Linked DNA regions of Homo sapiens: all the other regions are linked to region 2. The links are chromatin contacts, found by Hi-C or POLR2A ChIA-PET in ENCODE. All regions are on one chromosome and are shown on one strand. Each heading gives the region's core, a stretch centred on a gene start or an enhancer-like site at or near the end of the contact. The rest is flanking DNA. Distances are from core to core; before and after follow the strand shown. Region 1 holds the start of ZNF546 (zinc finger protein 546). Region 2 holds the start of RPS19 (ribosomal protein S19). Region 3 holds the start of SERTAD3 (SERTA domain containing 3). Region 4 holds the start of EGLN2 (egl-9 family hypoxia inducible factor 2). Region 5 holds the start of SERTAD1 (SERTA domain containing 1).

Region 1 (4,709 bases), core at 2,210-4,709, 1.9 Mb before region 2:
TGCACTGGCCATGTGGTAGAAAAGAAAAGTTCATTTTCAGAAGAATTCAAGAAAGTTTCTGAGCAACCATTTGCTAGAGAAATTTGCCTAACTAAAAATGAGGCAAGTGCAGATAGCCAAGAAATGGGAAACAGGCCTCTAAGGCATTTCAGAGATCTAAGAGGCAGCCCCTCCCATCACAAGCCCCGAGGCCTAGGAGGACAGAATGGTTTCATGGGCCAGAATTGACCTGTGCAGCCTCAGGACATGTCTCCCTGCATCCTGGCTTCTCCAACTCCAGCTGTGACTTAAAAGGGCCCAGGTACAGCTCAGACTGCAGCTCCAAAGGTTGCAAGCCATAAGTCTTGGTGGTTTCCACATGGTCTTAAGCCTGCAGGTGCACAGAGTGTGAATAAGGCTTGGGAGCCTCCATCTAGATTTCAGAGGATATGTGGAAAAGCCAAGGTGTCCAGGCAGAAGCCTGCTGCAGGGGCTAAGCCTTGACAGAAAACCTCTACTAGAGCAGTGCAAAAAGGAAATGTGGGGTTGGAACCCTCACACAGAGTACACACTGGGGCACTGACTAGTGGAGCTATGAGAAGAGGGCCACCATCTTCCAGATCCCAGAATGGTAGATCAGAGCAGCCTCTGAGCCTGAACCCGGCAAAGCCACAGGGGAAGAAATACCCAAGGCTGGAAGCCCACCTCTTAAATTGGTGTGCCCTGGACATGGGACATGGAATCAAAGATTATTCTGGAGCTTTAAGATGTAATGATTGCCCTACTGGGTTCTGATCTTGCATAGGGCCTGTAGCCTCTTTCTTTTAGCCAATTTCTCCCTTTTGGAACAGGAATGTCTATCTAATGCTTGTACCCCCATTTTATCTTGGAAGTAACTAACTTGTTTTTGATCTTACAGGCTCATAGGAGGAAAGAACTTGCCTTGTCTCAGATGAGACTTCAGACTTTGGACTTTTGAGTTAATGCTGGAATTAGTTAAGACTCTGGGGGACTGCTGGGAAGGCAAGATTGTATTTTGAAATGTGAGAAGGCCAGGAGATTTGAGAGGGGCCAGAGGCAGAATGACATTGTTTAGATGTGTATCCCAACCCAAATCTCATACTGAAATGTAATCCCCAATATAAGAAGTGGGGACTGGTGGGAGGTGATTGGATCATGGGCGCAGATTCCTCATGAATGGCTTAGCAGCCCTTTGTTTCCATCCTCATAATAGTGAGTTCTTATGAGATCTGGACATTTAAACGTGTGTACCATCTCCCTCCTCACTCTCTTGCTCCTGCTTTCACCATGTGATGTGCCTGCTCCCATTTTGCCTTCCACCATGATTGGAAACTTCCTGAGGCCTGCTCAAAAGCAGATGCCACTATGCTTCCCGTACAGCCTGCAGAACTGTGAGCCAATTCAACATCTTTTCTTATAAGTTACCGAGTCTCGGGTTTTCTTTATAGCAATGCAAGAATGGACTGATACGGATATATACAGATATATACAGATATATATAGTGGGATGACTGGGTCATATAGTGGTTATATTTTTAATTTGAGAAAACTCCGGATATTTTCTATGTTTGTACTAATTTACATTTCCACAAATAGTGTACAAGTGTTCCCTTATATCCATACCCTCACCAACCCTTGTCGTCTTTTGTCTCTTTGATTACAGCTATTCTAACACTGTGAGGTGGTATCTCAGTGTGGTTTTAATTTGCATTTCTCTGATGATTAGTAATGTTGAGCATTTTTTCATATGGACACTTTTTTTTTTTTTTTTTAAAGATGGAGTCTCACTCTGTCACCCAGGCTGGAGTGCAGTGGCGCGATCTAGGCTCACTGCAACCTTCGCCTCCTGGGTTCAAGCAATTCTCCTGCCTCAGCCTCCTGAGTGGCTGGGATTACAGGACCCACCACGCACCACCACACCCAGCTAATTTTTGTATTTTTTTAGTAGAGACAGGGTTTCACCACGTTGGTCAGGCTGGTCTCAAACTCCTGACCTCACGATCCGCCCACCTCGGCCTCCCAAAGTGCTGGGATTATAGGCATAAGCCACCGTGCCCAGCCTTATATTGACACATTTTTAAGGGATTTGGGGGGGGGCAGGGGTTCTTTGCAACAATGTAAACATCCAGTCCCTCATCAAACTTTCAATTTTTTTTCACGTACTAATTTATATCAGTTTGGAATTATGATTCCCTCTGTTATTTAATGGGTTTTAATCTATAACTAGCATTATTTATTTTGATGCTCAAACCATGTCAAGTTTGGTCAGTGGAAGTCCCTTCAATCTGGTTTCCATGTCCTTTGAACACGTCCCCACCATTCTTTGAGCACTGCCTTACTTTCAAGCACAAGATGTTCCAAGTTCATTCTGAACTTTCCCTTCCCCAGCTCTGGAATCTGCCATTTCTCCATGGAGCCTTGCTCCTTTCAGTGGAGCATGGTATTTAGGAACCAAGGGCTGACTGCCTAATGTGCTTTCCAAGTATAATTTCCTCAGTCCAAGCTTTTCAAATTGATCTGCCAAAGACCCATTGCCAAAGATCCATTGCCAGAATATAAGAGTGGAAGGAAATTCTTAATATTTTTTGAAAGTTACTATTATTTTCATTTTTCTCTTTGTAAAAAATTCATTTAATTCAATATAAAAAGACAAAAATCTTTGGCACATAAATCGCAACTCTCTGATGCAAATGTTTAAATAAAGCTGATACTCCAAGAAGACGCAACATATTCTCTTTATCCCACAGACATATAGGCCTATGGTTGCAAACTTTTATACACACACAGAGTCACAATTCCACTGGCACCCGTGATGTTCCACATCCAGATTTTCCAAATCACACATTCTCATCTTCACATAGCCTTGCCGGCAACCACACGGCATAGTACCACATTGTTACGTCAAGCACAGCCAGTCTACCACAGAGCCTGTCGTCCCATTGACCAAAGTCACAAAAATCACAGCCCCGGGTATTTACTGTGGTTTTCTCCAGTCAGATCCCTTCACTCACTACACACTGACTCACACTCAAATTACACACACGCGGAAACACAACCCGCCAGAGCCAGAGAGGTTCCGTCGGTCCCGCAACCCTCACAGTGCCACACACACGCGCTCACAAGGCAAATACAAATGGCCAGGCACTCATTCTTTACAATACACATATTAAGCGCCTATTATGTACTACACGCCGGGACTACCTCAAGAGGTGAAACAAACAAAATCCTGCCTGGCGGAGCTATCGCCCAGTCCCGCACGCACTCGGCCTCAGGGTCACACTCGGCGGTCCCACGCTCAAGTGGCCCGGCCAGTGGCCCAGAGGCGTCTGTTCTCCTCCTCAGCTTCCTGCGTGGGTTCCTGGTAAGTGAGTCGAACCCGCCGGATGCGCGCGCGCCTGCGCCTCCGCCCAAAAGGATCAGTTTCCGGCTGTGGACTACATTTCCCAGAAGCCCCTTGGGCAGTGTTGCCTGGACCCCAAGGGCCCTTTACATTGCGTTCTTAACGGTTCAGTCACCTTAACCGTTATTATTCACTTGCGGGCGAGAAGTCCGAGCTAGGTGAGGCGGAACGGGACTCTTACGAGTAGGACTGGGGATAGAACTGCCGCCCAAAGTGAGGCGCTCCAGGGCCCAGACCTGGCGTGTCGTGCCCGCAGGGAGCCTCAGGCCTGTGCGTGCTTGGGGAGCGGAGAAGGGAAATTGTGTGACAAAATGTGGCAGACGGTGTATGTGTGTGTGTGCGCGCGACGGGGCGCCTGTCAGGACCGGGTTGGGCGGGTGTGGGTGCGGGTGTGAGGCTGAGACAGGTGCCTGGCTCTCTGGTGTGTGTCACTGACCCTCTACCCTCCTCACGGCCTCGGTGTTTGCACACAGCAGTGTCCCCAAGAGGGAAGTCAAATATCGAGCTCTGGGATGAAGGTTCCCAGCAAGAAGGTACAGACCTGGGTTGGCGATTGGACTTTTGAATTAGAAGTGTCCCTAAAACAGACTCCTGGGACGACAGGTTGGAAGACTGCGCAGTTGGAGCCGCTGTGTGGGCAGCTGCATGTTTCAGAACCACTGCATTCCCATACCTTTGATCTAGAAACCTGGTGTGAGTTCAGAGACAGATCCCAGCCTCACTCTCACACAGCTGTTATGTGCGTGAGGTCAGCACAGATGTGGCGCTGGAGGGGATATTCTAGGTCGGTCTGTGCTCTTAAGAAAGGCCTGCTGTCTCATGATTATTTTTCTTCCCCCATTCTGCTATTCATCAAAACAGGGATCCTGAAAAGGAGGGAACAATTGTTGTAGCAGGTCTAAAAGTTCAGGTCCAGGTAAGTTTATATTTCCTTTTTATTCATAAAATGGAAATCACACATTCTAATCCTCACACAGCCTTGCCTGCACCCAGTCATACGGCGTGGTACCACACTGCTATGTCAAGCACAGCCACAATCTACCACAGAGCCTGTCACCTCATTGCTCACAGTCACAAAAATCACATCCCCAGGTACTTTCTGTAGCTTTCATTTGCATTTTTCCCTTTGAAGAAGTTCATTTGATTCAATCTAAAAAGACTAAATTATTTGTCACATAAATTGCAACTCTCTGGTCTATATCTTTAAGTAAATCTTTAAATAAATGCATAAAATGTTTTTGTTTTTAGGAAATGGAAACATTGCTTTGCTTTTCCTGAATTGTCCAGTGACCTATCCCAGGCCTTCCTTT
Region 2 (4,807 bases), core at 630-3,129:
TCTCTTCCTTTGGTCAGGCACTCCAGAGTTCCTCTGGAGAGCTTTAAAAAAAAAAATTAAATTCAATGAAATGACTTAAATGAATTAAGTGTAAATGATTCAGAACTGGTATTAGAAATTATTAAAAGTGGGGGCCAGGCACGGTGGCTCACACCTGTAATCCCAGCATTTTGGGAGGCCAACGCAGGTGGATCACCTGAGGTCAGGAGTTCGAGACCAGCCTGGCCAACGTGGTGAAAACCCGTCTCTATAAAAATACAAAAATTAGCCAGGTGTGGTGGCAGGCACCTGTAATCCCAGCTACCTGGGAGCCTGAGGCCGGAGAATCGCTTGAACCCGGGAGGTGGAGGTTGCAGTGAACCAAGATCACATCATTGCACTCCCGCCTGGGCGACAAAGCGAGACTCCAACTCAAAAAAAATTAAATAATAATTACTTAAATTATAAAAAGTGAATATAAATTACCCAAGTACCTGGAGATTTCCAGTTAGACATGCATATATTACCCACTTTGAATACATATGGAAATATGTATGTGTTGGTTCTGGAAAAACAATTGAGATAATGAAAATATTTTCTCAAGTTTTAGAAACAGTATGAGATAGGTTTCAACAACATTCTACATGAATGTAAAACCTTGATTTAAATATATGATCTTATGCTAGAAGCATGGTTGGTTTTAATTTTTCTAACAGATACGAGTCTTGGCTTATTAATAATTAACACATTTTGCAGCCACAGTATCAGTGTGGGGTAAAATTCTAATATTTGCTCTTATGTTTTAAATTCTCAGTCTTTCCAACATAAGAAAATAGCTACACACATTTCAGTGTTTCCTTTTTGCAACAAGTTAACATAATTTTATTGGACCACGTTATTTAGTTGTTGGGCCTTGTAAGGATTAAATGAGATCATGCATGTAACACTACAGTAACAGCCACATGATAAATGTCCAAATAATATTTACCTGTGCCTGGCACAGAGCAGGCACTCAAAAAATATTTTTTAGAGCATGTGACGCGCCATGAACCAGAGGAGCCACTTTAAATGGACAAACGGGGATCTCATTTTTTTTTTTTTTTTTTAATGGTGAGACAAGCCCTGAGAAGGCAAATGGACTGCCTAAAGCTACACAGGTCAGCGGGGCAGGTAAATCTAAATTGGCAAAGTAAGGGCTGAGCGAACAGACTCCGACACTAGAAGGCAGAGCTGAACTAACTTCTGCTAAGGTCCCGCCTCTGCCGCTTTGTCCCGCCCTTATCTTCTCCCCTCCTCCAGCGCCTCATTCCCTTTTCGCTCGCCCCGGCCGTGCTGAAGCAACTTCCGCCCTGAGAAGGGTGGGGCTTCCGTCTCCCGCTCTCGCGACTCCTGGCGGTGAAGGACGGAAGATGATAGCCACATTTCTTCCTCGCCCTTCCCCTAGGTTCCCTGTCACAGTTCCGCCCTTACTACTCCCACTTCCGGCCAGGGAACAGCCACTTCCACCCGGAAAAGGGGTTGTTCCGCCGTGGGGCGCCAGCTGTGGCCCACCCATCCTGCCCCGTACTTTCGCCATCATAGTATTCTCCACCACTGTTCCTTCCAGCCACGAACGACGCAAACGAAGCCAAGTTCCCCCAGCTCCGAACAGGAGCTCTCTATCCTCTCTCTATTACACTCCGGGAGAAGGAAACGCGGGAGGAAACCCAGGCCTCCACGCGCGACCCCTTGGCCCTCCCCTTTACCTCTCCACCCCTCACTAGACACCCTCCCCTCTAGGCGGGGACGAACTTTCGCCCTGAGAGAGGCGGAGCCTCAGCGTCTACCCTCGCTCTCGCGAGCTTTCGGAACTCTCGCGAGACCCTACGCCCGACTTGTGCGCCCGGGAAACCCCGTCGTTCCCTTTCCCCTGGCTGGCAGCGCGGAGGCCGCACGGTAAGCGGGGGCTCCGAGCTGGACCGGGCGCGAGGCGGCAGGGCCGGACGCCGAAGCCTCAGAGCGCGTGCCTGAGGGCCCCGAGGCGCCCGGCGCGGGCCCGTCCCGCCCCCTAGAGCCGCGGCCACGTGCGAGCGGCAGGCCCGGACATGCCCGGTCAGCGCCGTCCGGGAACCGAGCGTGGGCCCCGGGGGGCAGCGGCGGGGTGCGTGGGGCGTCCGGAGTCCCGGGGCTGGGGAGTGGGGTCGCGCAGGATCCTCACACGCAGGGGCCGGGCTCTGTTAGTGCGATCCAGAGAGGCCGTGGGCGTCGGTGAGCTCCTTCAGACCCGCAGGAGCCGGAGCCCGGCGTTGAAGGGGCCGTGGGAAGTAACGGGGGGTACCACGGTTTAGGATGCGCTGGAGCGAAAGGATTGGGGTGGGGTCCGTGCTCTTGGCAGTCGTCTCTGCCAGGCCTGTGTTCACATGCTTGACTTTCTCCCTCAGATGCCTGGAGTTACTGTAAAAGACGTGAACCAGCAGGAGTTCGTCAGAGCTCTGGCAGCCTTCCTCAAAAAGTGAGTTTGGGGACTGAGGTTCAAAACGGGTGGAGGCTGTCGCCTTGGCCTGCCCATCTGAGCCCCAGTGTTTGCCGGTCCCTGGCAGGCGAGGCTTGTTTGGGGCCTCCGTGGCTCCTTTCAGCGTGAGGCCTGGCTTGTGTTCCGGTTCCAGCCTCTCTTTGTACTCTGGGCACAGCATAGTTGTGTTGAGGGGAGGGCATTTGGGATATGGGGTAGTTTGTGGAGATGACTGAATCGTGCTTTTCCCACTGTTTTGGTCTTAGGTCCGGGAAGCTGAAAGTCCCCGAATGGGTGGATACCGTCAAGCTGGCCAAGCACAAAGAGCTTGCTCCCTACGATGAGAACTGGTTCTACACGCGAGCTGGTGAGGAACTTAGGTCTTTGGCTGGAGAGTGGGGAGCTGGGTGACCCCTGGCACAAACCATACTTCCCTGTCTCCTCTGAGCTCTTTCCCGCCCCAAGAGGGAGAGAAACCCTTGGTTGTGTCACCACTTGCTTTGTGTGATGTGACATTCGATAACTTGGTACTCCAAGTTTTTATGACATTCTAAGAGCTTTGTGAGAGGAGGACCTGTGGCTTTGAGCCTCAGGGGAAACCAGAGACAGATGAATGTTCATATTTTGCTTACAGGTGGTTTAATCCTTTCTATATACACGGAGGCAGACTCCCTGGGTTTGGATCCATCTTTTACATCTGGCTGTGTGTCCTCTGGCAAGTTGGTTAACCTGCCTGTGCACTCTCTCATCCCCAAAATGGGACTAATTATTGTACCAGTACTAGAGTATTGCAAGGATTGAATGAATTTAAAGCAGAGTGTTTAGAACGTGTCTGTTGCACAGTAGTTATTCAGGAAAAAGCCAGTTGTCTTTACTATTGCTCAGATCATCAAGTTAGCCTTCTCCATATCTCTAACAGGCTGTTTCTAACTAAATGGTTGGAGATCTGGCCAGGTCAGTCCCTGCTTTAAATCTTGACTTCTGATCTTATGGACACCCTGCAACCTCGTGCCAGCCCCGTCTCTTTTCAATCTTCCAATAATAATTTATGTACAGTCCCTGACTAGTGTTAGTTCTCACGTGTCTTAATATTTCAGTACTCACTAAATCTTCACTTTCAGGAAGATGTAACAGGGTGGGCGGTGGCAGTGCCGTGTTATGTCAAGGTGACAGCCTTAGCACCGACCTTCACTAAGGGGCCTCGGCCTCTCCAATCTTAAACCTTCTCTCTCTGTGAAGTGGGGACTCCATCCTGACCACAACTTGTCTCCAGATAAGAAGTAGGTGGGAAGCAGGGTTTGGAAATCGGCAAAACTCCTCCATGACCCGGAAAAGAGTTGGCCTTGGTACAGGTTGCTTGGCCCTTCAGAATATGAAGCATTTTGTAGATTTGTGGTACACTTGTGCCTCAAATGTCTATTGGGGCCCACTCTTTCAGGCCATGGAGTGAGCACAGAGGACCAGCATAACTCAGCCGCGGCCTCTGAGGACTGAAAGATGAACTTGCTGAGGTGGGTCGGGTTGCTGGCATACCACCTACCCACCGTTTGTTTTAGACAGAAAATGGGGCGGATGAAGAGAAGCTGACTTCCCTGGGCGCACAGCAGTGACAAGCCCTGGAAGTTACATATCTCCTCCACCTGTCCCCCCATCTTGCTTTGGCAGTGCCTCAAGGGTCAGTTGGTCAGAGCAGCTTTGGATCTGGGATTAGCCTTTCTCATTTGCTGGGGTGAAGACACGTTCTGCACATACCAAATACCTCCAAAGTAGGACTGTATGTGTCTTGTACATTTTTTTTTTTTTTTTTAACATGGGGAGGGATTAACAAGAGATGGCATTAAGACCTTGGATAATAAACCTAGTTGCATCTGCTGGTCATGGTAGAGCTGCTGTGGTCCCTTGCAGCCCACAGTGGCCCTGCCTGGAAACCTCAAGCAGGATGTGCATCTTCTGCCTGCCTACTGATCTCCATCACTTGGAGTACCCCAAAGGCCTCTTTTTCACCTCACTTGCCCAGCTGTCCTAGCGGCATAGGATGGTTGTGTGGTAGACCAGAGGCCTGTTGTGTATATTTTTGTTGGGTTATAGCCACCCCTGTGTATCTACATGCACAAGGGCAGAGTTGTAGTTGTGGCAGAAGCTGTAGCCTACAAAGCCTGAAATATTTCCTACCTGACCCTTTATTATTTATTTTCAGGGACAGGGTCTAGGCCTGTCACCCAGGTTGGAGTGCAGTGGCACAATTATAGCTCACTGCAGCTTCTTGGGCTCAAGTGATCCTCCTGCCCCACCCTCCTAAGTAGCTGGGACTACAGGTGCCTATCAGTCACCATGCCT
Region 3 (5,101 bases), core at 933-3,432, 1.4 Mb before region 2:
ACTTTCTCAGGCCTATTGAGTTGTTAGTGATTTTTAATCATCGGAATCTCAGTTTACTGATGTATAAAATGAAGGCTGTCTGAATCCTACAAGTTTAAGAAGGTGAGTACATATACGATTAAGAAAATAAGATCTGGCGTTACGTACAGCTAGATTTAAATCTCACTTACTTGCCTGTTGTGGCCTCAAACAGTGAATTTACATCCATGAGAATCAATTTCCTCATCTGCCAAGTACGGATCCTAACTCAAGTTCCTCTAAGCCTTAAAACTGTTCTTCCACAATATTAATTTCTTCAAACATGGAGCACGAAAGACAAGTGTGGAGCACAGAGACCTGGATTGGAAGTAGGGAACCCCAAATCTGAATTCTGTATTGGAAACTGCTCAGCTGCGTGATCATGGGAAGTGATCTGAATGAGTCAATTCTCAGGGCCTCAGTTTCCTCATCTGTAAAATAGGGACTGTAAAAAAATACTTCTCACCACCTCTGTCAAGGAGATGCCACGTATCTATAGGGCCCACCACACCGGAAGTGCTTAATGAACAAGAGTTGTGTTTGTTTTTTGTTAGAGACAGGGTCTCGCTCTGTCGCCCAGGGCTGAGTGCAGCAGCGCTATCACAGCTCACTGCAGTCTCGAAGTCCTGGGCTCAAGCGATCCTCCCGCCTCAGCTTCCTGAGTAGCTGGGATTACCACCACACCCGGCCTCGATCAAGAGTTAATTGCCAGTTATTCGCTCAACAGATTTACTGAGTGCCTACTATATTCGAAATCTCCTGGAGCCCTGTTGGGGAACCTATGTTGAGATTCTTCTTCAACAGTCGGGATATTTCTATGTCCTCTTCCTTAACCGACTGGGAGCGCTCCCAAGAGTAGGAAAGGGGCCTGTCTCATTCCCTCTGCCCACGCTTTCAGATTCCCCCAAAGCGCGCCCCATAGGAAAACTTGCTAGAACTCAGCTCAGACCAAGCCCCGCCCCCTCGGAGGTCCCACTCAATCAGACCGCGACACTGTAAGGCCCCGCCCCCCCATGGGTCCTTACAGAGCATCCAGGAACGCCCCAATTTGGCCCAGGGGCTTCTGGGAAACGGGGGCCAACAGCCGCCAGGTACACGAATTGACGTCGAGCACGCACTACAATCCCCAGAGGGCTCCGCCCGTCCAGGGGACGAGCCACCCCCCTCACCCCGCTCTCCCTCAGGGCATGCGCACAGGGGCACAGGCGGGTGGGGGAAGGGAACCTGGACGTCCAGCTGCCGGCGCCTGCCGAGCCCCGCCCTCCATTGCCTCCGGGGCCGCGAGTCTGAGCTCCAGGCCCGGAACACCCCTCCCCCACCCCAGACTCCGGCTCTAAATTTGCTTTCTCCCGGTCCCTCTGTTCCTTGAAAGTCCGCGATTCTCCTTCCAAACTGCCCTTGGATCCAGAGACCCAGATCCGAACACATCGCTCAAAGACGACAATGCTCCGATCTAGTTCGGGAGACTACGTATCCTAATTCTGATACTTCCTCCCACTTCTCCTAGTCTCCTGACTTTCAAACGCCCCTGGACTTCACCTCCAAACTCGCTGTCCGGCTCCAAGACCCGAACATTGAACTCTTCCCGGCAACCTCCTTCCCCCGCCAGTGCGTCTTGGAGTCCCAAGAATCCTTGACCCTAGTTCTCTCGCTTCTCCAAATACTCAGAATCTCAGCTCCGTACCTCTCACACCTTTTCCAGAACACGATAAAGCCCCGAATTCAACCCGTCCGGAAGACCCAAGTGGAATCGAATCTCCAGGTTCCCTGTCTCAAAAGTTCCTCCCCTCTGTTCTCTCGCTTCTCCAAAAGCCCAACGTCCCAGCTTCAAACTCCCTCCACTTGAAAATACTGCCCCAACAACCTCGCCTCCCCTCCTGGGTCTTGAACTCAGTCTCAGGTCCCCAGACCCTCCCTATCATCACCCTGAATCTGAGGCCCCCTCCCCCGGTCCCACCCAGACCCCGCCTCCGCAAGTCCCCGGGGCGCGCTTCTCTCTCCCCCAGCCTAAGGTAAATTCCCAAGCCAGGCGACCACTCCTCACCGCAGCTGCCAGGTTCGCCACGACCACCTCCTGGAACGCCCACAGCGTTGCGACCCGCCAGTGCCAGGACCCACCAGTGACCGGTTGGAGCCTCGCTCACCTCGGCGGGGCCTCTCCGTCTGGCCTCTGGCCCACCAGCCCCGCCCCGGAGCCGAGCCGCGAGCCGCGATTGGCTGGAGTCCCGCCCGCCGCGGGGCGTCGATTGGCTGGGCGGAGCCATCCGCCCGTGCCCCGAGACGCCGGATCCGCCCACCCCTCCCTAGCGCCCCGGGCCATTTAAAGAAGTGCAACTGGCAGGGGGCGGGGCAGCGACTCCGGGGTGGAGGGCGGCCGGTCCAACAGAACCGCTTCCTTCCACTCAGCTACAGTCCTCGCTCCAAGATCGTCACCATTGCTCCCTGCGGTTCCTTTATGGTAGGCCTGGACTCCACCGTGGAGCCAGAGGGGCTGGCATGCCCCTCCCCAAGTCGCTGTGCAGGCGGGCGGGGCCGAGCAACCGGAGGAGGCCGCGCCCCCGGGGTTCCGAGGGAGGACGCTGGGGCGCGGGGGATGACGTAGCGGAAGACCAGCCAATAGAGTGGCGCGGCCCGCGTTGCCTAGGCGATCGTAGCCTCGCCCCCTTGCTGCCCCTCCCGCCCCCTATACGTTACCGCGCGGCCCCTTCTTAATCCTCAGGTTTTCTCAGCACGTCCTCTGGTGGTCCCACCTGGGTCTTCTGACACCCTCTTTCCTTCCCCGCTCCATCAAGATGACTCCTCTGCTACTGTTCATGGCTTCCTACCCACCCCGAATACAAACTTCAAACTCCTTCCTTTTGCCACAAAGCCCCTCACGACCTTGCTTGATGCGTTCTCCTGGTTCTCTCCGATCCTGCCCCATTGAGTCACTTCCAGTTTTTCTAAAATGGCTTCAAGCTCCCATTCACCCCATCAGGAAAACGAAAGGATTTTCTCTGTTTGTTTTCTTCCCTGCTTTACCCCAGTGTCTACAACAATGCCAGGTACATAATAAGTTCGCAAACATGACAATAAAAGGCCTCTGGATCTTTATTATTAATATTATTTTTTGCCGGGCGCAGTGGCGCACGCCTGTAATCCCAGCACTTTGGGAGGCGGAGGCGGGCAGATCACTTGAGGTCAGGAGTTTGAGACCAGCCTGGCCAACAATGGTGAAACCCCGTCTCTACTAAAAATACAAAAATTAGCTGGGCGTGGTGGCGCACGCTTGTAATCTCAGCCACTTGGGAGGCTGAGGCAGGAGAATCGCTTGAACCTGGGAGGTTGAGGTTGCAGTGAAGGCGAGATCGTGCCACTGCACTCCAGCCTGGGTGACAGAGAGATGGGGGAGGGGGGAGGGGGGTTTTCTTGTGTTGCCCAGGTTGGTTTTGAACTCCTGGCCTCAAGCAATCTTCTCGCCTCTGGATATTTAAACTTGTTTCCTCATCCTCAAAATATACCCTCAATTCCCAGGCTGCTTCTCAGAACACATTTCAAAGGTTTCCTCCTCTCCGAAGCCCTCCCTGGCAGTCCAGGTTGGGTTAGGATCCATTCTAGGATTCCATGGCCTCCTGTGCCGCCATCCCAGTCCTGGACTGTCAGTTACTATATGGACTGAGGAACGCCCCGCCGAGGGCAGGTACCAAGGATATCTCTGTCAACCACCTCTTGGTCTGCAGGATCACCTAGCACAGGGCTGGACACGTAGCAGGTCCCAGTGAAAGTTTGCTAAATGCTCAGGAATGTGACAGAAAAATAAGGCAGAAAGAAGACACTGCTAGTGTCCTGAAAGCCCACACCCGTAATGCTCCGCCCCTACAACGAGTTTCCCTAAGGGGAGGAGGCAGTTTTCTCCAGGCCACCTCTGGGAAGGGAGGTTTAAGCCTCCTCAGACCAGTTCTTGCCGGTTGGAGTTTGTCAACCAAGTCATCCTGATGTTTGCAGGATAAATGGGAGGGGAATAGGTAGGTGGGTGGTGTGGGTTGGAGGTAGGGAGAGAGAAGTGTCTTAGCTCACCCAGGCCTAGGGAAGGTGTCCCTGGGAAAAAAAGAAAGGGACAGTAGGTTCCAAAAAAGGACATAATTAGGAAGGAGCAATTCTTCCCCTTCCTCCTCCAAAACCTGCGCCTCCTATAGGGTCCACAACTCAGGAAAGCCCTACTGCATTTGGGTTTTTGTTTTTGAGACGGGGTCCCACTCCGTCGTGGATGCTGGAGTGCAGTGGCGCACCTTGGCTCACTGCAGCCTCAGCCTCCCTCCTGAAGCACTAGTGTAACTCTGTCCCCGGGTTACAGCCGTATGCTTCTTTCTGATGCCTCCCCTCCACCCCTCACCAACTGTCCACGCAGGCTCCCAGGCATTCCTCACACCCACTCTCTCCTCCCCTCCTTACAGTTCCTCCTCCAACTCCCTCTGGGCTATCAGCCTCCATTCCTGGACCCTTCCTTTCCACCTTCACAGAGTAGCCAAAGGAAGCTTCATAAAACACCCAACTGTCCCCCCTGCCTTACTTCTCTGGTGCTCCACTCCTTGCATAAATCCTCAAAATAAAGCACAAACTTTTTTTTATTTTCAGAGACAGGGTCTGGATCTGTCCTACAGGCTGGAGTGCAGTGGCCAGGCCTTGACCTCCTGGCCTCAAGCCATTCTCCCGCCTCAGCCTCCTGAGTATCTGGGACTACAGGTACACACCACCATGCCCAGCTAAGTTTTTAAAAATTATTTTGTAGAGATGGGGTCTCACTATGTTGCCCAACCTGGACTCCTGGCTTCAAGCCATCCTCCCACCTCAGCTTCCTGAGTATCTGGGACTATAGGTGCACACCACCATGCCCAGCTAAGTTATTATTATTATTATTATTGAGATGGAGTCTCGCTCTGTCACCCAGGCTGGAGTGCAGTGGCACAATCTCGGATCACTGCAACCTCCACCTCCCAGGTTCAAGCGATTCTCCTGCCTCAGCCTCCTAAGTAGCTGGGATTACAAGTGTGCATCACCACGCCTGGGTAATTTTTGTATTTTTAGTAGAGACAGGGTTTCACCA
Region 4 (5,077 bases), core at 2,578-5,077, 1.1 Mb before region 2:
GTTCATTTTATTTATTTATTTATTTATTTATTTATTTATTTATTTAAATTTTTTGAGATGGAGTGTCCCTCTGTTGCCCGGGCTGGAGTGCAGTGGTGTGATCTTGGCTCACTGCAACCTCCGCCTCCTGGGTTCAAGTGATTCTCCTGCCTCAGCCTCCCAAGTAGCTGGGACTACAGGCACCTACCACCACGCCTGGCTAATTTTTGTATTTTTAGTAGAGACGGGGTTTCACCATTGGCCAGGGCGGTCTGAACTCCTGACCTTGTGATCTGCCTGTCTCGGCCTCCCAAAGTGCTGGGATTACAGGCGTGAGCCACCGTGCCTGGCCGATTTATTTATTTATTTATTTATTTATTTTGAGATGGAGTTTCGCTCTTGTTGCCCAGGTTGGAGTGCAATAGTGCAATGTCAGCTCACCGTAACTTCTGCCTCCTGGGTTTACAAGATTCTCCTGCCTCAGCCTACTGAGTAGCTGGGATTACAGGCATGTGCCACCACACCTGGCTAATTTTGTATTTTTAGTGGAGATGAGGTTTCTCCATGTTGGTCAGGCTGGTCTGGAACTCCCGACTTCAGGTGATCTGCCCGCCTCGGCCTCCCAAAGTGCTGGGATTACAGGCATGAGCCACCGCGCCCGGCCTATTTATTTTTTTGAGACAGTCTCACTCTGTTGCCTAGGCTGGAGTGCAGTGGCACAATCTTGGCTCACTGCAATCTCCACCTCTCAGGCTCAAGCGATGTTCCCACCTCAGCCCCCCAGGTAGCTGGGACTACTGGTGCATGCCACTACACCTGGCTAATGTTTGTATGTTTTTGTAGAGACGGGGTTTCGTGGTGTTGCCTAAGCTGGTCTCAAACTCCTGGGCTCAAGCATTCCTCCTGCCTTGGCTTCCCACAGTGCTGGGATTACAGGCGTGAGCCACTGCGTCCATCCAGATTCATGATATTTAGATGTTGAAATGTGGCTTTACAGACTCAGACAGCTCTCTGAGGCAAACAAAGAGGGAGATGCAGGTACCCTCAGCACAAGCCCCAAATTACCTGCAGGGGAGAGGCGGAAAATCAGACAATGTAGAAACCGGGAGAAGAAAGGTATGGACAGACCGATGCAGATAGGAGGGGAAGGAAATACCTGGAAATGAGATAGAGACCGGCTGGACAGACCCCGGGGACCCTGCAGGTCACCACACCCTTCTCTTTCAGCTCACCTGTTCTCCAGGACCAGCCCTGCTGGGGCCCAGGCCCAGGCTCTGAGAGGCCGTGTCCTAACCTGCCCTGGCCCCGGAGAAGCTACGTTGCCACCTGTCCCCCTTCCCTGGCCTGGTGGGGCCTGGCTTTGGGGCAAGACTGAGCCACGGGGGAAGGGGGAATCCCGTACCTGCTGCTGCTTCCTCTGTCTTGGCTAACGTCTGTCCCCCTGAACCCCTAACCATACCCCAAGAGCTCCCAAAGCCTGAGACCAGGGTCATTTGTCCCCAACTCCCCATCTGGCCCTGCTGTTGCTAGTACCTGTTATTTATTACCTGGAGGCCTGTCCAGCACCCACCCTACCCCCATAAAGCATTGTTTACACCTGTGTCTTGGCCTCCATTATTGTGAGATGGCAGGGAGATGGAAGAGGTCCCTGATGGAAGAATCATGTGTCATGGTGTTTGGGGGCCTTGTTTCTGTTTTTTTGTTGTTGTTGTTGAGATGGAGTTTCCTTCTTGTTGCCCAGGCTGGAGTGCAGTGGCGTGATCTTGGCTCACCACAACCTCCACCTCCCGGGTTCAAGCTATTCTCCTGCCTCAGCCTCCCGAGTAGCTGGGATTACAGGCATGTGCCACCACACTTGGCTAATTTTGTATTTTTAGTAGAGATGGAGTTTCTCCATGTTGGTCAAGGTTGGTCTCGAACTCCCAACCTCAGGTGATTCGCCCGCGCTGGCCTCCCAAAGTGCTGGAATTACAGGTGTGAGCCACTGGGCCTGGCCTTGGGGGCCTTGTTTCCTGATTGGACGTGGTGTGGGGTATACCAAGCATGATGACTCAGGTGCCTGTTGCGGAGGGAGGGAATTTGTTACTGTGTGGACAGTTTGTGACAATCTGTGTTCTAAGCTCACGTGTGTAAACACGCTGATGTCCCTGTGTTTGTGACATGTGTACATGTTTCCAGTACCTGCATATGGGATGATGTCTATAGGATATAATGTGTGCTGGTTGTGTGTGATGCTGACAGCCGTAACTGCTCTGTGGCCTTGGTCATTGTATTGGTGAGGCTGGTATTGTTTGGGACATCAAGGCCAGGGGATGGGAATTTGGACCTATAGGTGGGCCTCCGGTGTGTGCATGTCTGATGCCTGAGAGTCAGAGGCAGTGACTCACTACTGCGTGTGTGCCTGTGCATGTGTACCCCGAGGTCTGTGTGTGTTTTGGTGTGAATTTGGCTCCTTTTAAACACCCATGTGTGGCCAGGCGTGGTGGCTCATGCCTGTAATCCCAGCACTTCGGGAGGCCAAGGCAGATGGATCACTTGAGCCCAGGAGTTGGAGACTATAGCCTGGGCAACACAGAGAGACCCTATCTACAAAAATAAAAAACAGAAAAAGTTAGCCAGGTGTCGTGGTACACACCTGAAGTCCCAGCTATTCCGGAGGCTGAGGTGTGAGGATCACTTTAGTTGGGAGGTTGGGCCTGCAGTGAACTATGATCATGCCACAGCACTTCAGCCTGGGCAAAAGGGTAAGACCCCATCTCAAAAACAAAACTAAACTAGAAACACCCTTGTGTGGCCATGAACCCTGTGTGTGCCCTGAGGACTGCGGGCTTTTGTGCAATCCTCACGCATGTGTGGATACCAGTATGCATGCCCTTGTGCTCACGCGAACCGCCCTACGCCCTCAGGTGGCCTGCAGGGGACTGGTGCAGCCCCGAGGACACTCCCAGTTGCTCGTCGCCCTCCCATCTCCACGTCGGCCTTCACCGACCCGGCGGGAGCCTTGAGTCCCAGCTCTCCAGAGCAATGGTGGAGCGGGCAGGGCATTCAAAATGACCTTATCTCCTTAGTCTCCTAAAGTGTTCCCAGCTGGCCATGCAAATGTCTTCTCTGTGTAGCGTTCCGTGGATTTTTTTTTGTTTCATTTTTTAATTTTGTGTAAAGATAAGGTCTCACTCCGTTGCCCAGACTTTCCCTGGTTCTTTATTCTGATTCCCACAATCGTCCCGAGGGGGCAGGCCGGAGCGGGTCTTGAAAATACACATTTGCACATCCCTTCTAGTCCGCGTTCCCTTTTCTCAAGGGCAACCCGCACTTTTTTGCCTCCGTTATAAAAGATACTTATGTAAATTACTGACGTGCGAATTTACATACATTTCTCAACTAACTGCGTAGCCATTTCTCCGTCTCTCACCTCCGTTCCTGGACGGCGAGAAGGAGGAGGAGCTGACCATGTAAATGAAGTCACGCGCACCGCGCTGCCGAACTCGGTGCCCCGCGCTGGGCGGGGGGCGGGTAGGCCTGTCCATGTAAATCACATCATTTGCGTGCCCCGCCCCGCCGACGCCACTTGATTCCAACATGCAAGAAACGCCCCCTCCCAGACCCGGCCCCTCACACTGCGTTCCCCCTCCCGCGCAAAGGGGGCGGGGCGGAGGATGCAAATGAACCTCGTGTAGGCCACGGACCGCTGTTTCCTTTCTCCTTGGTAGGGGGGTTGTCCCGAACTTCCTCGCCCCGCTCCGCCCCGCCCCGCGCGGCTCGGGCCTGCGCAGGCGCCGTCCCCTCCGCGGGGCGCGGTCACGTGCCCACCGGGCGAGGCGGGGCGGGGCGTCGCGCGCGGTGGGGGCGGGGTATGGCGCGCTGTGCGGCGCAGGGCGGCTGGCACAAACGGCGGCGCCGGGGCCGGAGGAAAAAGCTCGGTGAGGAGGTCGCGGGGCGAGAAGGGAGCGGGAGGAGACTAAGCCGGAGCCGGGGCGCCGGCGCGAACCGGGCGGGGTGTGGGGGCGCGCGCCGGGGCCTGCCGGGGCGACCCCGGGAAGGGGGATGTGGGTGCGGCGCGGGGGAGGGGACGCGCGCCGGTTACGTTGGGTGCCGGCCGTTGTGGGGGTTGGGGTGGGGGCGGGGAGCGCGCGCCGGGCGGAGGCCGAGTGGAGGGGGAGGGGAGGGGGTCCGAGCGGCCCTTAGGCCCTGCCCCTGTCGCCTACTGCGCTCAGAAGGGGCCTCAGGGCCTGCCCCGGGTTGGGGGCGTTGGGGTGCCCTGGATGGGGGCACCTTTATCTCTCGTCCTGTCTCCGGGTGCGTGCACCCTCCTCCGTCCTTTCCTCTGTCGCCGCGGACCCTCTCCCCGAGGGCCCCTCCCGTCGGTCAGTCTCGGGACCTCCCTTCCGTCTGGGCGTGTGTCCGCCCCCGGCCGGCTTCCTCCCGTCGGGCTCGGGTCGACCCCACCGTCCCGCTCCGCCCCGGGTCCTCCCTCCCAGCTTCCCTCCGGTCTATTTTTCTGTCTCTGGGCCCCTCGTTCTCTTTGTTTTTGGACTCCCCAGTTTCCTCTGTCTTTTGACCCCCCCGCCCCCACCCTGACTCTCCCTGGAACCCCCACGTTTCTCGTTGTCTTTCTGGAACGCCGAGGCAGGTCCCTCCTATTTTCCAAACCCCCTCCTTTCCCACTCCTCCACACCACCCTTTTCTACTCCAGCCCTCCTTCTTCTGTCTTTGGTTACCGCGTCCCACAACCTGCACCACAGTCCTCTGTCTTAGGGTCATCTACCCAGCCCCTGGCCTCCAGCCTCTCCCTATCACTGCCTCTTATCTGTCAGCGGACTCCCGCACCTCCAGATTCTCAGGGTCCTCTCCCCGACTTGGCCTCAGGTTTTGGGGGGCCTCTATAGTCAAGTCTGTCCTGGTCGTCTTCCCCACTCCTGCCCATACCATCCCGGCTTTCCCCTGCCTGCCTGTCTCTAGTTTCTCTCACATCCCTTTTTTTTTTTCCTTTCTCTAGCCACCCTGAAGGGTCCCTTCCCAAGCCCTTAGGGACCGCAGAGGACTTGGGGACCAGCAAGCAACCCCCAGGGCACGAGAAGAGCTCTTGCTGTCTGCCCTG
Region 5 (4,893 bases), core at 1,071-3,570, 1.4 Mb before region 2:
GCTTTTCTTAGGGAACTTTAAAGATATAGACAATTTTTATTTAACTGTATATGTATATTTATAGATTTTTTTTGAGATGGAGTCTCGCTCTGTTGCCCAGGCTGGAGTGTAATGCCGTGATCTCAGCTCATTGCAACCTCTGCCTCACAGGTTCAAATGATTCTCGTGCCTCAGCCTCCCCAAAAGCTAGGATTACAGGCACATGCCACCACACCCGGCTAATTTTTATATTTTTAGAAGAAGCATGGTTTCACCATGTTGGCCAGGCTGGTCTCGACCTCCTGGACCTCAAGTGATCCGCCCACCTCTGCCTCACAAAGTGCTGGGATTACATGCGTGAGCCACCGCGCCTGGCCTATAGACTTCTTAAATTTTAAATTTTATATTTAAGTATATTTATAGACTTTTTTATCTGAAAAAATAAAGATGGGGTCTCACTATATTGCCCAGGCTGGTCTCAAACTCCTGGCCTGAAGCGATCCTCCCCCCTCAGTCAATAAGTACTTTTTTTTTTCCCTTTTATTTTTTTGTAGAGACATGGTCTCACTATGTTGCCCAGGGTGGTCTCAAACTCCTTGCCTCAAGCCATCCTCCTTCCTCAGCCTCCCAAAGTACTGAGATTACAAGTGTGAGCTGCCTCACCCTGCCAATAAGTACACTTAATGATAACATTATTATTTCTTCAGTGAACCATGTGGAATGGCCAATATTCAACTTTTTCCCCTACAAAAGCAGCTGTTTCACATATTTTATTATAATAACATAATTATATCTAAATAAGTTATAATATTATAAATACTAAACTAGTTTCACGTAGTTTAATATTTATTGTCTACTATGACTATGTTTCAAACAGTAAATAAATAAGGAAACACAGGAAATGTACAGAGAATTACAGGAAGACACTAAAAGTTCCTAGAGACCTTTTAGATCATCAGAGAAGGCTCCTGTAAGGAGGTGACATTTGAATGGAGCCCTCAGGCCAGAGAAGTCAGCCATGGGAGACCCTGGGAAAAGCATTCCGGGAGGAGGGAACAACAAAAAAAGGCAGAGAAAAGCCCAGAGGCTGGATGGGCTTGAACTGGAAAGAGACCAGCATGGGTGGCACACAGAGAGTGACATGGTAGGAGACCAGATTGGGGAGCAGCTAGGGGAACGGGCACAAGCCAGGTCACAGAAAGCCACATATGCAGAAGTAGGGAGTTTGGATTTTATCCTGAGTGTGGTGGGCAGTCATTAAAGGAATTTGAGCAGGGAGGGAATGGTGCTGTGAGCTGATTAGGTTTCCGGAAGATCCCCCCCATGGCTGCTTCGAGGAAGACTGTGGGGGGCAAAAAGAGGGGGGATCTGAGACCCACTGGTAGGCTGTACTCGTTTGGGACGGACGATGGTGATGGCCTGGAGTAGGAGCTGGTAGTGGCATGGAAGGAAGTCGGTCGAGTCAGGACTTATTTGGGAGGCAGAATAGACAGGGCTTGTCGGGAAATCGTGATCGGCACCGGGTTCAGTCACTGAGATAAGTTTGAGGGTCCACTGTTCTTGGAGTGGCGGGGGTAGGGCTGGAGTTTTGGACTCCTGGCGCTACCTACTTTTTTGGGCCAGGAAGACTGTAGAGTCCAGTTTCGGAACCCTGCCTAGCAAGATTTTAAGAATGGCCCACCACACTACTCAAAACAGGGTCTTCGTCCCCTTCCCCGCAGTCCGGGGAGTCCGGAACCGCAGGAATTCCGCCCCCACCCCCGACTCCGCCCCCGGGTCCCGGCGCCCCCTAGCGGTGCCCAGGCCGGCTTTCCCCCGGGGATTCTGGCCCCTCTGACCCCAGGACCCCTTCTACTGCCCCGATTCCCGGCTGTGATTCCTGCCGGCCTCCCGGCGCCGTGCGAGCCGGGACCCCTGGCGGGCTGTTCTCTGCGCCCGGCCTCCGCTCGCTTCCGGCAGTGGAGGCGGCTCCTCCCGAAGCGGCGGCGGCGGGGGCGGGTGAGTCACGCAGCCGGAGCCAAGAAGCCGGCGCCTCCGCCCCCTTCTCGGACTGCGGCGTGATTCACCCGGCCCGGCCGGGGCAGACAGCACGTAGAGGTCCGTGCGTCTCGATCCCGGGCAGCCCCGGCGGGCACCTGTCGGACCCAGGGATCGAACTCTGTGAAGGACCCGGCCGCTGGTAGCCCTTCTGTTCCCAGGCCCCTTCATTTACATACCTTGCTCACTAGCGGCCAATCAGAACGAAGAGGTAGCCACCCACAACCAATCAGGAAACGGCGGCGGCAGCATCGCTTGTTGGCTGTCCTCCGGAAACCCGCGCCTGGGTCGCGAGACGCAGTTCTGACTCCGGCTCACGACTCCAGACTCCTAACTACCCTTAGCGACCGCCCACTCTCGTGGCTGCCCCGCCCTCCGCCCCAGGGATTGGCCCTGCATGGTGATGGGCGGAGCTTGTAGGGGGCGGATTCTGAAGGAGGGGCTTCAGGGCGCATGCCCGGGCAGCTGCGCGAGTGAGGGGTGGAAAGAGGTGGCTTTTTACTCCGGGGAACGGTGGCGAGTGGGGGCTTTTGCCTCTCAAAATACGAGCCCCTCACAACTACCCATGCACCTGCCAAACCCGGCAATTAAGCTTCTTACACATCCAGCCCCGACAGGGGTCTACACTACAGATAATGCCCGGGTTCAAATTCCGACTCCGGATTCCCCACTCACTGGATGCGTGACCTTGGAAAAATGATCAACCTCTTCAAGCTACACAAAGTTAAATGGGGATCGTCTTGCCTACCTCTTGACAGGATACTTTAAGTAGGATCGTATCTATAAGAACACAATACCACACTCAAGCAATGCTGGACAGTTGGACTTAATTGTGGTTAAAGGCGGGAGTGAGGTGGGAGTGCGATACCAACGGAATCACATCCCGGGCTCCATTCCCTAAGCAGCTGTGTGACCTGCGGCAAGTGTTTTAATCCCTTCTGGTCTGTTTCTCCTTTAAAATGAGAGAAAATAGCGCCTAGTTTACAGGATTGTTTTTAAGGATTAAATTAATTCATGAAAAATCTTCAGAGTGGGGTGCAACATGTTTTGTGTTTTTTTTTTTTTTTTCATTTTATTTATTTATTTATTTATTTATTTGAGACAGATTCTCACTCCGTCGCCCAGGCTGGAGTGCAGGGGCACGATCTCGGTTCACTGTAACCTCCGCCTCCCAGGTTCAAGCAATTATCCTGCCTCAGCCTCCCGAGTAGCTGGGACTACAGGCGTGCGCCACCACGCCCGGTTAATTTTTGTATTTTTAGTAGAGATGGGGTTTCACCATGTTAGCCAGGCAGGTCTCAAACTCCTCACCTCAGGTGATCCGCCCTCCTCGGCCCCTGAGTGTTGGGATTACAGGCGTGAGCTACCGCGCCCAGCTGCTTATTATTTTTTTCTTTACTTTTTATTTTATTTTATTTTGCTTTTGAGACAGGGTCTCGCTCTGTCACCCAGGCTGAAGTGCAGGGGTGCCATCTCGGCTCACTGCAGCCTCCCAGGTTCAAGCCATCCTCCTGCCTCAGACCCCCAAGCAGCTGGGACTACAGGCGCACACCACCATGCCTGGTTAGCAACGTTGTTTCTTTGTTAGTAGTAATAGCTGTTGTAATAAGACAAGCTCTTAGTTCAAGGTGGATAGACATGCAGGATGGGGCTAGAGGTAGACAGGGTATAATACTCCTCCCATGGCCGGATGCAGTGGCTCACGCCTGAATACTCTCTCACCTAGATTTAATTGATAGTTGTTAGCTAGGCAACAACTGTAATCCAGTACTTTGGGAGGCCAAGGCAGGAGGGTCACTTGAGTCCAGGAGTTCACTTGAGTCCAGCCTGGGCAACACAGTGAGATCTCATCACTACAAAAAAATTTAAGAATTAGCCAGGCGTGGGCCGGGCGTGGTGGCTCACGCCTGTAATCTCAGCATTTTGGGAGGCCGAGGTGGGCAGATCACGAGGTCAGGAGTTCGAGACCAGCCTGGCCAACATGGTAAAACCCTGTCTCTACTAAAAATACAAAAAATCAGCCAGGTGTGGTGGCAGGCGCCTGTAATCCCAGCTACTCAGGAGGCTGAGGCAGGAGAATAGCTTGAACCCAGGAGGCAGAGGTTGCAGTGATCCAAGACAGCGCCACTGCACTCCAGACTGGGCAACAGAGCAAGACTCTGTCTCAAAAAAAAAAAAAAAAAAGGATTAGCCAGGCGTGGTAGCATGTTCTTGTGGTCCCAGCTGCTTGTGGGGCTAAGGTGGGAGGATTCCTTGAGCCCAGGAGGTCAAGGCTGCAGTGAGCCATGTTCATGCCGCTGCACTCTAGTCTGAGTAACAGAACAAGACCCTGTATCAAAAAAAAAAAAAAAGAAAAAAGTAGTAGTTGGTAACATTGTGCTAAGTTCCCTTTATCTACATATGTGTATATATTGTTTCTTTTGCTAAACCTTTGGAGAGTAATTGCAAGCATCTTGATATTCTACCCTTAACAGCTCAGGAGGCATCTCTTAAGAATAAGGACATTAGGCCCTGTGCGTTGGCTCACACCTGTAATCCCAGCACTTTGGGAGGCTAAGGCGAGTGGATCACCGGAGGTCAGGAGTTCGAGACCAGGCTAACCAATATGATGAAACCCCGTCTCTACTAATAATACAAAAATTAGCCGGGCATGGTGGCATGTGCCTGTAATCCCAGCTACTCAGGAGGCTGAGACAGGAGAATTGCTTGAACCCAGGAGGTGGAGGTTGCAGTGAGCTGAGATTGCGTCATTGCACTCCAGCCTGGGCAACAAGAGCAAACTCCACCTAAAAAAAAAAAAGAATAAGGACATTCATGTACAAGCCACAAAAATACTATTTCACATCTAATAGAATCAAGAATTCCACAATATCACCT

The links. Hi-C counts contacts between places; a loop is a spot of excess contacts on that map. ChIA-PET counts read pairs that join two places held with the same protein, here RNA polymerase II (POLR2A). Pooled maps may share reads with other maps.
Region 1: a loop to region 2 is called in a pooled map, with 7 times the contacts of the local background. The contact joins the promoter of ZNF546 here to the promoter of RPS19 in region 2. A Hi-C loop is called at or near these places in 1 of 50 pooled maps.
Region 3: a pooled map shows a loop between it and region 2 (16-fold over the local background). The contact joins the promoter of SERTAD3 here to the promoter of RPS19 in region 2. A Hi-C loop is called at or near these places in 1 of 37 single-sample maps with no recorded cell type and 9 of 50 pooled maps. POLR2A ChIA-PET finds 5 or more read pairs at or near these places in 1 of 52 experiments (naive thymus-derived CD4-positive, alpha-beta T cell).
Region 4: a map with no recorded cell type shows a loop between it and region 2 (14-fold over the local background). The contact joins the promoter of EGLN2 here to the promoter of RPS19 in region 2. A Hi-C loop is called at or near these places in 1 of 37 single-sample maps with no recorded cell type and 7 of 50 pooled maps.
Region 5: a loop to region 2 is called in a pooled map, with 6 times the contacts of the local background. The contact joins the promoter of SERTAD1 here to the promoter of RPS19 in region 2. A Hi-C loop is called at or near these places in 3 of 50 pooled maps. POLR2A ChIA-PET finds 5 or more read pairs at or near these places in 2 of 52 experiments (A549 and naive thymus-derived CD4-positive, alpha-beta T cell).

Annotation. Positions count from the first base shown.
Region 1 is chr19:39,993,601-39,998,309 of GRCh38, forward strand. It overlaps ZNF546 (zinc finger protein 546), which reads left to right and starts at 3,460. Exons shown (of 7, transcript NM_178544.5): 1 at 3,460-3,557; 2 at 4,261-4,315; 3 at 4,648-4,709. RefSeq lists enhancers at 2,608-3,109, 3,095-3,274, 3,110-3,609, 3,282-3,576 and a silencer at 4,395-4,494.
Region 2 is chr19:41,858,376-41,863,182 of GRCh38, forward strand. It overlaps RPS19 (ribosomal protein S19), which reads left to right and starts at 1,880. Exons shown (of 6, transcript NM_001022.4): 1 at 1,880-1,914; 2 at 2,400-2,470; 3 at 2,737-2,837. The coding sequence starts at 2,400. RefSeq lists an enhancer at 1,583-2,338 and silencers at 1,892-2,021, 2,082-2,201.
Region 3 is chr19:40,442,153-40,447,253 of GRCh38, forward strand. It overlaps SERTAD3 (SERTA domain containing 3), which reads right to left and starts at 2,183. Exons shown (of 2, transcript NM_203344.3): 1 at 2,063-2,183. It overlaps SERTAD3-AS1 (SERTAD3 antisense RNA 1), which reads left to right and starts at 2,365. Exons shown (of 2, transcript NR_187496.1): 1 at 2,365-2,476; 2 at 2,738-3,111. RefSeq lists silencers at 1,030-1,409, 1,875-1,934, 2,115-2,434, 2,495-2,714.
Region 4 is chr19:40,795,364-40,800,440 of GRCh38, forward strand. It overlaps EGLN2 (egl-9 family hypoxia inducible factor 2), which reads left to right and starts at 3,828. Exons shown (of 6, transcript NM_080732.4): 1 at 3,828-3,899; 2 at 4,976-5,077. It overlaps RAB4B-EGLN2 (RAB4B-EGLN2 readthrough (NMD candidate)), which reads left to right. Exons shown (of 12, transcript NR_037791.1): 8 at 4,976-5,077. It overlaps RAB4B (RAB4B, member RAS oncogene family), which reads left to right. Exons shown (of 8, transcript NM_016154.5): 8 at 1,207-1,579. MIA-RAB4B (MIA-RAB4B readthrough (NMD candidate)) reads left to right here. Exons shown (of 10, transcript NR_037775.1): 10 at 1,207-1,581. RefSeq lists silencers at 3,606-3,965, 4,116-4,165.
Region 5 is chr19:40,423,672-40,428,564 of GRCh38, forward strand. It overlaps SERTAD1 (SERTA domain containing 1), which reads right to left and starts at 2,321. Exons shown (of 2, transcript NM_013376.4): 1 at 2,196-2,321. RefSeq lists an enhancer at 844-1,646 and a silencer at 1,689-1,778.